Regions from separate parts of the Homo sapiens genome. Here region 2 is linked to region 1. Evidence: read pairs that join two places in POLR2A ChIA-PET (ENCODE). Cell type or tissue: MCF 10A. All regions are shown on one strand. Links, peaks and the distances in the headings refer to the core of each region. The heading gives the core; the rest is flanking DNA.

Region 1 (5,639 bases), core at 799-4,798:
CAAGCCCTTCCCAGCCTGGCTGTCTCCCTCCTCTGGCCCTTCGGTGTTTCCCTTGGGAGTGGTGTGGGTCCCTACCTGGACTCATCCTGAGGAAGCTGCCTCCTGGAGCAGGCAGGATGCTGGAGCTCCGTGTGGCCGGCCCTGGTTCTCTGCGAAGCCGCTCCTGAGAGCCTGCCTAGTGCAGAAGTGCCCCGAGCTGGCTGCTCTTCCTGCCTAAAACGGGGCACTGAGCACAGGAGCCTCTGGATCTGATCCCCTGCCTGTTTTTGTACGGCTCTCAAGCTAGGAATACCTTTTACATTTTTAAATGATTGAAAAAAAAATCCAAGTAATCATGGTGTTAAAATGATATGAAATTTGAATTTCAGTGTCCATAAATCAAGTTGGGACACAGCTTCTCTCATTCATTTACAGTTGTCTAAGTTTCTGTCACTCTTCGGCAGCAGAGGTGAGCAGCCAAAACAGAGACTGCATGGCCTGCAAAGCCTGAAATATTTACCGGCTGCTCTTTACAGAAAGAGTTGGCCGTTCACTACCCTGGAGTGTGGACCTCTGGGCGAGGAACCTGTATCCGTAGCGCTGCCTTGCACGTCCAGGCTCACAGGTGAGTCCTCAGGAAGGAGTCCCGTTGGTTCTCTATGCAGCATGCCAGGCAACAGGGTGCTTGGGAGGGGAGGCAGGCTGGCCTGGGCAGGAGGATTCTTGGAGGCTCCTTTAAAATTCACTGCCTCACTCAGGGTGATGCACATTAAAACTCCATGGAGCCAGGTGTGGTGGCATGCACCTGTAGTTCCAGCTACTCCGAAGCTGAGGTGGGAGAATCACTTGAGCTCAGGAGTTTGAGTCCAGCCTGGGCAACTTAGTGAGACCCTATCTGTTCAAAAAATGACAACAGCATAATAGGACAGCAGTACTCCCCCCAGAACAGTTAATATTAAAATTACGGACAGTACCAAGTGCTAGCATGGATGTGGAGCAACTGGAATCCTCACACACTGCTAATGGGAGAGTAAAATGTTACAGCCATGTTGGTAGGTTTTTTTTTTTTGGAGACGGAGTTTCGCTCTGTCGCCCAGGCTGGAGTGCAGTGGCACCATCTCAGCTCACTGCAAGCTCTGCTTACCAGGTTCACACCATTCTCCTGCCTCAGCCTCCCGAGCAGCTCGGACTACAGGCGCCCGCCACCACGCCCAGCTAATTTTTTTGTATTTTTAGTAGAGACGTGGTTTCACTGTGTTAGCCAGGATGGTCTCGATATGCTGACCTCGTGATCCGCCCACCTCAGCCTCCCAAAGTGCTGGGATTACAGGCGTGAGGCACCGCGCCCGGCCATTAGTAGGTTCTTATAACCGGTTATAACTGGTTGGTAGGTTCTTATAAAGTTAAACATTCACATGACATATGACCCAGCCATTCTGCCTTTAGATATTCATCCAAAAGAAATAAAAATATATGCCTATAAAAGCCTTGCACAAGAATGGACACAGAAGACTTATTCATTAAAGCTCCAAAGAGGAAACGGCCCAGGGGAATATCAACAGGCAAATGAAGAAACAAAGTGTGGTATGTTGAAATAATTGATTACTATTCAACAATGAAAAGGAATGAGCTGCATGCATCCACCTGCATGAATCTCACAAACATCATGCTTAGCTGAAGACCAGACACACAAGAGCAGACACTGGATGATGCCATTTACATAATGTTCCAGAACGGGTGACAGTAATACGTCATGACGGACATCAGATAGGGGCTGCTAGAGTCCAGGGGCAGGGTACTCTCAGAGTTTTCTGGGGTAATAGCAATGTTCTCTATTTTGATGGGGGTGTGAGCCACATGGGTGCATGCATTTGCCAAAATGATTTGAACTGTACACCTAAGATCTGTGTGTCCTATTATGTGAGGAAAAGAGAGATCAGATTGTTACTGTGTCTGTGTAGAAAGAAGTAGACATAGGAGACTCCATTTTGTTCTGTACTAAGAAAAATTCTTCTGCCTTGAGATTCTGTTAATCTGTAACCTTACCCCCAACTCTGTGCTCCTTGAAACATGTGCTGTGTCAACTCAGGGTTAAATGGATTAAGGGCTGTGCAAGATGTGCTTTGTTAAACAGATGCTTGAAGGCAGCATGCTCCTTAAGAGTCATCACCACTCCCTAATCTCAAGTATCCAGGGACACAAAACACTGGGGAAGGCCGCAGGGACCTCTGCCTAGGAAAGCCAGGTATTGTCCAAGGTTTCTCCCCATGTGATAGCCTGAGATATGGCCTCATGGGAAGGGAAAGACCTGACCATCCCCCAGCCCGACACCCATAAAGGGTCTGTGCTGAGGAGGATTAGTAAAAGAGGAAAGAACGCCTCTTTGCAGTTGAGACAAGAGGAAGGCATCTGTCTCCTGCTCGTCCCTGGGCAATGGAATGTCTTGGTGTAAAACCCGATTGTATAGTCCATCTACTGAGATAGGGGAAAACCGCCTTAGGGCTGGAGGTGGGACATGAGGGCAGCAATACTGCTTTTTAAGGCATTGAGATGTTTATGTGTATGTATATCTAAAGCACAGCACTTAATTCTTTACCTTGTTCATGATGCAGAGACCATTGTTCACGTGTTTACCTGCTGACCTTCTCTCCACTATTATCCTATGACCCTGCCACATCCCCCTCTCCGAGAAACACCCAAGAATGATCAATAAATACTAAGGGAACTCAGAGGCTGGTGGGATCTTCCGTATGCTGAACGCTGGTCCCCTGGGCCCCCTTTTTTCTTTCTCTCTACTTTGTCTCTGTGTCTCTTTCTTTTCCAAGTCTCTTGTTCCACCTAATGAGAAACACCCACAGGTGTGGAGGGGCAACCCACCCCTTCACTATTATATGAAAATGATACCTCAATAATAAAATATTCTTAGAAAAACATTCACTAGGTCAAGGTAAAACCCAGAGAGAGCTAGTGACTCAAGACCCCATCAGGCAGGGGATGTGGCCACTCTGGGCCTCACAGCAGCAGGAGGAATTCCAGTGGAGGCTTTAAGCCCAGTGTGATTTGTCCAAGGGGAAGTAAAGCAAGGCTCCTGGCAAAAGCCTGTTTGCTCTGCCCAACCATTTCACCTCGGCTGTTTGGCTTGGGTGGAGTCCAGGCCAGGCACACCCACTGAGAAAACAGGAGGATCGCTGGCTGCACTAGGAAATGCCGGGGTGGGGGTGTGGAGGAGGACCAATATCCCCAGTGTGAGGATTTCAATTCCTCTCCTTTTTAGAGGCAACCTCCCGTCACTCAACAGGTGGCTGAGGGACCCCCGCACCAGGGCAGCACCTGCTGGACTTGGGTTCACCAGCGAACGAGCAGGTCTGATGCTCCTCTCAGGGTCTAAGGTGAGGCAAGGACAACACTGAAGTCTAAGGTTTGAAAAGACAAGAGAAGGTCATCTGCTCTCAGACTAGAATGAGCTTTACCTCAGCGGAACTTTCTGGAGGAAACCTATTGTTTTCAGACTGTTGCCTTCTAGAGTTCGAGTCTTCATTTTTCAAACTGCTTTACTGAGATGTAATTTTTATACCAGAAAGCTGCCTGTTTAAGTGCACAAGTCCATGGTTTACAGTATATTTATGGAGTTGTGTGAGCAGCACCATAATCTAAGTGTTAAACTTTTTCAAAAGCCCTGCGCACCAGTCAGTCAGTTACTCTTCCTTCTCCCAACCCCAGCTCCTGGCAACCACCAATCTGTCTCTGTGGACGGGCCATTTCACATAAATGGAATCATAGACTACAGAGTCCTTTGTGTCTAGCTTTTTTCACCTTAGCATAATGTTTCCAAGGTTCACCATGTTGCAGCATGGGTCAGAAATTCAATTCTTTTTTTCTGAGTCTCGCTCTGTCGCCCAGGCTGGAGTGTGGTGGCGCAATCTCGGCTCACCACTACCTCCGCCTACTGGGTTCAAGCGATTCTCCTGCCTCAGCCTCCCAAGTAGCTGGGACTACAGGCGTGTGCCACCACGCCCAGCTAATTTTTTTTTTTTTTTTTTTTTTATGACGGAGTCTCGCCCTGTTGTCTAGGCTGGAGTGCAATGGCGCAATCTCAGCTCACTGCAACATCTGCATCCCGGGTTCAAGTGATTCTGCTGACTCAGTTTCCCGAGTAGCTAGGATTACAGGTGCTCACCACCATACCCAGCTAATTTTATTTTTGTATTTTTAGTAGAGACGTGGTTTCACCATGTTGGCCAGGCTGGTCTTGAACTCCTGACCTTGTGATCCACCCACCTCAGCCTCCCAAAGTGCTGGGATTACAGGTGTGAGCCATGGCACCTGGCTAGAAATTCAGTTCTTTTTAAGGCTGAATACTATGCCAATGTCTGGAGAGTCAGTAAAAAAAGTCCTCTGAAATCTCTTAATTTATAGAAAGCTGAAAACCCTAGTTTATATTATACAGGAACTCTCACACACTGCTAATGGGAGTGTAAAATGTTACAGGCGTGTTGGAAAATGGTTTGGTAGGTTTTTTTTTTTTTTTTTGAGATGGAGTCTCACTCTGTTGCCAGGATGGAGTGCAGTGGCACAATCTTGGCTCACTGCAACCTCCGCCTCCCGGGTTCAAGCGATTATCCTGCCTCAGCCTCCTGAGTAGCTGGGGCTACAGGCACACGTCACCACACCCAGCCAATTTTTGTATTTTTAGTAGAGACAGGGTTTCACCATGTTGGCCAGGATGGTCTTGATCTCTTTACCTCGTTTTCATGCGCGTCCCTGTGAAGAGATCACCAAACAGGCTTTGTGTGAGCAACATGGCTGTTTATTTCACCTGGGTGCAGGCGGGCTGAGCCCGAAAAGAGAGTCAGCAAAGGGTGGTGGATTATCATTAGTTCTTATAGGTTTTGGGATAGGCGGTGAAGTTAAGAGCAATGTTTTGCGGGCTGGGGTGGATCTCACAAAGTACATTCTCAAGGGTTGGGAGAATTACAAAGAACCTTCTTAAGGGTGGGGGAAATTATAAAGAATCTTCTTAAGGGTGGTGGAGATTACAAAGTACATTGATCAGTGAGGGTGGGGCAGAAACAAATCACAATGGTGGAATGTCATCAGTTAAGGCTATTTTTACTTCTTTTGTGGATCTTCAGTTACTTCAGGCCATCTGGATGTATACGTGCAAGTCACAGGGGATGCGATGGCTTGGCTTGGGCTCAGAGGCCTGACACTCGTGATCTGCCTGCCTCGGCCTCCCAAAGTGCTGGGATTACAGGCGCGAGCCACCGCGCCGAGCCCAGTAGGTTCTTATAAAGTTAAACATTCACATGCCATATGACCCAGCCATTCTGCCTTTAGATATTCATCCAAATGAAATAAAAACCTATGCCTATAAAAAGACTTGCACAAGAATGTTCACAGAAGCCTTATTCATAAAGCTCCAAACAGGAAACAGCCCAGGTGACTATCAACAGGAAAACTCTCCCTGTTTTTTTGTTTTTTTGAGAGTCTTGCTTTGCCCCCTAGGTTGGAGTGCAGCAGCACAATCTTGGCTTACTGCAACCTCCGCCTCCCAGGTTCAAGTGATTCTTGTGCCTCAGCCTCTCAAGTAGCTGGGATTACAGGCATGGGCCATCATGCCTGGCTAATTTTTATATTTTTAATGGAGACATGGTTTCACT
Region 2 (5,639 bases), core at 508-4,507, 61 kb before region 1:
GCAGCCCAGATCCAGCATGCAAGGTGCTAGATTTCTCGGCAATTCCACAGGGAAGGACAGTAGCCTGTTCCCTGCCCTCTCTCTTGGGCAATGGGAGGCAGGTTGCCAGCCTTGGGGAGGGGCAAGGCTGTGAGGGGCTCACCCCCACCTCCCAGTGCCAGGCCTGCTGTCCAAGCAGAGCACAAATGGGTTCCTCCGGGACCCCTGGTCCTTTTTCCAGACGAGGCTGTGGCACTGGTGGAAAGGGAGGGAGAATGGAGCCTGGCCCTTGTGTGTACAACAGGAAATGCACCTCAGGACACAGCAGGAGTCAGCGGGAGGGCACAGACCTGCCCCCTGCCAGGCAGAAAATGGGCCTCCTCAAGCACAAAAGTGACCAAGTACAATTTTCAGTTGCTAAAACAAGAAAAGGCTTCAGCTAGTTTCATTTCCATGTGTAGTTATTTTCTCTTTTGAATAAGCAAAACCAAGCTAAGCTGTGTCAGCCAACTTCATCCTGACCAAGGCCTCTGAGACAGCAGACACAAGCACCCACTCCAGTGTCCCCCTCAGTCATCCCGGGTTCCAAGCACCCACACAATGCCCATTGGATGGCTACAAAGGGAAAGCCCCATCTGGGTCCATGACCCATATACCAGGTGCAGAGCCAGGACAGAGGGCAGGGGGCAGGGGGCTGTGAAGGCGATGCCTAGAGGATCCGACCCCTCCCGGCATGGCCAGGAGGCAGGGCTGGGCAGGATGACTGGGGCTACATGGGGCTTGGCCCTTCCCTGTGGCTGGCAGCCCAGATGCTGCAGTAACACTCATTCCCAGGCTTCACTATGGCCACTGGCCCAGACCCCAGAATCCAGAGGCTCAACACTAAAGACATCGGCTAATACATAGCAAGATGTGTGCAAAGTTCTGGGGGAGCCCAGCAGGTGGCTCCACCTGACTCCCACTCTGGGTGGGGCAGGTGCTGAAGCTGCAGGGCTGGCCACGACCCTTTGTACTGTCAACTCTGGCTTCCTTTACAAGAAACTAGGAGCACTTCTAGCACATTCCTTCCTTACCCTGCTCTCTCAAAACCACCCTGACCCCCATGGCCCCTCCTGGAAACATGGTACTCAGAAAAGCAGGGACCACCAGTGGCTGGCAAAGTGTTTGGGGAAAAAAGGAGGTGCAAAGTCAGCAAGAAAACAAATGCCCGCTGGTCCCGCCAAGGCAGGGTGTGCCTAGTCCCGGGGGATGTTGGGGGGCGGGATCTGCAGGTCGGAGGGCTCCACACCCCAGATCTCCCGTGCATACTCCGTGATGGTCCGGTCACTGGAGAACTTGCCCGAGCAGGCGATGTTCCTGATGACCTTCTTGGTCCACTCCTTGGGGTTCTGCAGGGAAGGAGATGAAATTAGTCTCTGGCGTCACAGGGCTTGGGGCTGCTAAAAACATGGGATTCCAGAACTTTAGGACTGTTTCCAAATGAGCTCCGAGCCTTGGGGCCATCCGCTGGAAGAGGAGGACATTACAATCACTTGTTCGTTGAAAAGGGGACCCCACGGACCAGGAAAGCTACCGCATTCTAGATCTAGGGAGCAAGGAGCTGGAGAGAAGGTCCCAGCCTCGAAAATTCCTGCTAGGGCATGGCCCCCAGGACGACGATAGGGATAGCACCAGGTAAGAACTGCCCAGGCAGATCCAGTGCCAGGGGACATGCCCAGGCAGTCTCCTTCCACCAGGGAGCCTCACAGCTGCCACAAGCTGCAGGTCACACCAGGCCAGCCTTTCCTCGAGGCCAGCCCTGACTGAGGGAAGAGAAGGTCCCTCCCAGGGCCCTGCCCGTCACTCAGTTTCCAGGCCGCACATTCCTTTCTTGGCCATTAGGAGCTGTTTTTTTCAACGGAGGGAGTGACATTGACAGTGACAGCTTCCCTAAAGGCAGGCACAGCCGACTGATGACAGATCAGAATCACAAACCCCTCTGGCCCAGGCCAAGAATCTACTCAGCTTGGGAAATAAACAATCTGACCCAACACGTCTACATGGACCCACCCAGCTGCTCCCCTAGCCTCTGGACCCAGGAGCCTCACCCGGTACAGCTGGTCCACCTGTGCCTGGCACTGCATGTAGGCTTCATAGTCTGCAAACACCTTGAACCTGGAATGGGAGAAAGGAGGCTGGGCCAGGGCAGCAGGGAGCCCTGCCCACACTGTCCCGAGGGGAGAGTCCCAGGGCAGGAGGCCAGGCACCATCCACCTGGTCCTGTCTGGAGCGAAGGGGCCCACCCACGCAGCTGGTCAGAGCCAGGCTGCACCAGGCCCATTTGGCCACAGGGCTTCTCTGTGAGCAACACTTATGTCCTGGGACAATATTTTAGAAAAACCTTATTTCAACCCAACACTCCTTTAAATAAACTGGCATTTAAAACGTGTCTTCCACACGCAGGGCAGTTAGAGCTGCACATGGGAGAGGCCTCCTGGGCAGACAGTGGAGAGCCCATGGCGCCGCCTCAGGGCAGGGGGCACTTGCTGGGGAACGGCATCTCCATTTGCCGTCTTAAGTCTAACTGGGATTTGCCTACACAGGAAATACTGACTTGCAGTTCCTGATGTGCTGAACAAAAATGCCAGATTTATGAATCTACAAATGCATTTCTGTTCACTATCGAGTCAGAAGCACACTTCACGAAATGCAGAGTTCACAATTTTAAAAGCACTTCCTTTATCACAGACCTCAGCAGGGCCCAGGTTCCAGCCCAGATCCCAGCATGTGGTCAGAGCTGGTGTGACTGAAGCCAACAGGTGACACGGTCATCGAAGAGCAGCAGACAAAACTAAAACTAACCCAAAGGCAGCTGAAAGTGGAGGGCAGGTGAATTCCCAGCCCTCGCCGGATTCAACTTTTGCCAACGGTGAAGAACTGCCCTGAGCTGCAAACCTTACAAAGTCTGTAACTCTAGATAAACCATACCATGTGCTAACTGCACTGAAATAAAACACTAACTACATTATAATGTCACATCGTTGCAAGTGAAATCCATTTTCACCACTGCCTGTCACTGGCACTGACGCCTGCCGCGGTTCCGCAGCCCTTGTGCGCCCCCTACCCCACCCCAGGGAGTTTTGGGCCCATGCTCCCTCTACTGGCCTGCTGGGACACGGCTGCCCCTGGGACCTCCAACCAGCAGAGGACACCCCCTCCTGCTCAGCACATTGGTCCACAAGGCCTGGGGGCTGGACTGTGCTGCTGTGTCTCGCTGCCCAGGGCCCCCTGGCATTGCCAGAGGCCATCGCAAACTCCCAGCTGGGGTCTAAGGCTCTGCCCAGTAAGGTCTCATGGGCACAGTGGAGAAGACGTCCTGAAAGCACGGGTTTTGCTCTCCAAACAAGGTGGAATATCCAACCCACGAAGAGGACCCCTCCCTCCCTCCCTCCCTCCCAGCCACCCAACCAGGGAAGTCGGTCCCACCTGTCATGGTGCATCAGCATGTTCACGATGTCCTTGAAGCAGTCTGGCTCCTTGGGAGAAAAAAAGCCACTGCTGATCTGGTCCACGGCCTGCTTCAGCTCGGGCAGGTGGTCGTAGTACTCCCTGGCATTGTACCTGTGAGGCGATGGGCCAGGAGTCAGCAGCCAGCGCCCCAGGTGGGCCACCTTGGAGAACAAGCCATGTTGGTGCCTGGCACAGCCCCTGCCCCAGGATGGCCCTGGGAGCTCAAGGCCTGCACGGTCCAGGGCAGCAGCCAGTGGCCATGGGTGGTTACGAGGCCCTTGAGCAGGGACCTGCTCGAGCAGAGATGTGAAGTCAGTCTAAAGCCAATCCCACCTGCTCCTTTGACTGTTAAAGAAATGTCATCACTAGCAGATCTGCTAGGACATAGTGGCTGATGCCACATTCCTAGTGGAGAGGGCCACTCAGAACTTGGCTCACTGTGAAATCCTGGGCAGAGCTTTTGAAAAACAGACGGCCGGAGGGGCAGGAAGTGAAATGGAGCACCTTGGCTGGGACCTCGAAGATGGAAAAGGAAAAACGCAAGCAAGACCAGACAGGACAAGGCAGAGCTAAGTGGGAGAGGGACGGACGGGCAGACATGGGCATCCCAGGACGGGGCCCGGGCAGAAGAAGCTGTGTGAGGGCGCAGAAAGGGAGCACAGGCCTCTGTGCTCGGGCCAGCAAGGCACAGCTCTGACTTCAGATGGCATGTGTGGTTTCACCTGACCCTACTTAAGGCCTCACAGGCTCCCCAGTGCTTCAAGGCAATCAGGCAACACTGCCTTTTCTTTGTAATTATCGCTTGGAATCAGGCCCGTGCTGGATTCCTCATGACGTCCAGATCATGAAGAACAAGGAAAAACTGAGAAGCTGTCACAGACCAAATGACACTGGGGAGACCTGACGGCCACACACAGTGGAGTGCCCTGATGGGATCCTGGGATGGGAAAGACAGTAACAGAACCCCGGTGGAGTTGGAATGGAGTGTGGGCTGCAGGAGGGCCAGTGCTCTGAGCTCAGTGCAGCCAACGGAGGGGCGCGGGGATAAGGTGGATGAAGCTCTGGGTGCTGTCTTCAGGATTCCCTCCTCCCCTCTGCCACCCCCCAACCCCCCCATCCCCCCCACTCCCCCACCCCCCCCGACCCTGGCCTACACATTTAAAATGTTTCCAAAATACTATTTTTAAACAATTTTAACAGTTACAACTTAGACCAGGGAACCTCAACAGCAGGCAAGCCCCAAATCAGCAGAGTGCTCCCGGCAGAGCGCCCCTGGCAGTGGGGTCCTGCCCAGCCCCAGCCCATTTCTGTGGGGCTGCCTGTGCCCAGGGGGTGTCCCTCTAGGAGACCCTCCCCAGGGGAAAAGGCCTTTCCTGGAGGAGGAGCCCCTGGTCTGGACTCCGCAGATTCAGCCTCAGAGCCGAGACAGGAGCAGCCCAGCACCCCCACGTGGGCCTCGCCCGCAGCCCGGACCCCGTCCATTCCATGCACCTGGAAATGGTCACCCCTGCAGGCAGGCACACAGCCCTGGGTGGGCACTGACCCTAGCACACAGTGGCCTGGCCCCAAGAGCCCAGTCCAGCCAATGCCCCCAGCCCAACACCCTTCATTCTCCATCCTCACGGTGCCAGGTGCCCAGGGGCACAGGCTCGCACCCTTTCCGGTCCAAGGCCTCGACATCCTCCACCCGCAGGCCGAAGATGAAGAGGTTCTCGGCCCCGGCCTCCTCGGCCATCTCCACGTTGGCGCCGTCCATGGTGCCGATGGTGAGGGCCCCGTTGAGCATGAACTTCATGTTGCCTGTGCCTGAGGCCTCGGTGCCTGCAGTGGAGATCTGCTGCGACAGATCAGCGGCCGGGATCACTGTGGAGGGGAGCCCGTGGAGGGGATCACTGTGAGGACCCCAATGTCCTCAGCCGCAAGGCTCACTGCAGGACAAGCCGGCCCATCCACCCGGGGCTGGGTCGTGGAGGGACCAATGCTGTGGCCCCGCTCCAGCCCCCACTCCCGCTCCCACAGGGGCCCAGGCTGGACACGGCCACCCGCCTCTGCAGGGCTCCCCTTCGTGACTGGGGCATCCTTGAGGCAGAAGGTCCAAGATGGGGGCTCCTCAGGAGCCAGGTGGCATAGGATCTGTGCACCAAAACCTTCCCCAAAACCAGGCCTAGCCA

Evidence for each region. ChIA-PET counts read pairs that join two places held together with the same protein. Peaks named below come from ENCODE experiments on the same cell type or tissue, not always from the same donor. Only the 100,000 strongest peaks of a DNase experiment are listed, where the experiment ranks them.
Region 2: POLR2A ChIA-PET joins it to region 1 with 5 read pairs; 10 of 35 experiments call an interaction of 5 or more read pairs at or near these places.

Annotation. Positions count from the first base shown.
Region 1 is chr20:25,231,062-25,236,700 of GRCh38, reverse strand. It overlaps LOC105372579 (a long non-coding RNA gene), which reads left to right. Exons shown (of 3, transcript XR_001754564.3): 1 at 1-1,563; 2 at 3,254-3,368. Among named protein-coding and RNA genes, the nearest start is that of PYGB, 14 kb to the left of the region's middle. In MCF 10A, for the core only: no CTCF peak of the experiment used is centred there; DNase peaks (open chromatin) are centred at 1,490 and 3,100.
Region 2 is chr20:25,292,098-25,297,736 of GRCh38, reverse strand. It overlaps PYGB (glycogen phosphorylase B), which reads right to left. Exons shown (of 20, transcript NM_002862.4): 17 at 5,124-5,331; 18 at 3,445-3,579; 19 at 2,067-2,133; 20 at 1-1,367. The coding sequence ends at 1,215. It also overlaps a transcript of ABHD12 not described here. Among named protein-coding and RNA genes, the nearest start is that of PYGB, 47 kb to the right of the region's middle. RefSeq lists enhancers at 1,568-2,089, 3,135-3,657. In MCF 10A, for the core only: a CTCF peak has its summit at 3,079 (motif pointing left); no DNase peak of the experiment used is centred there.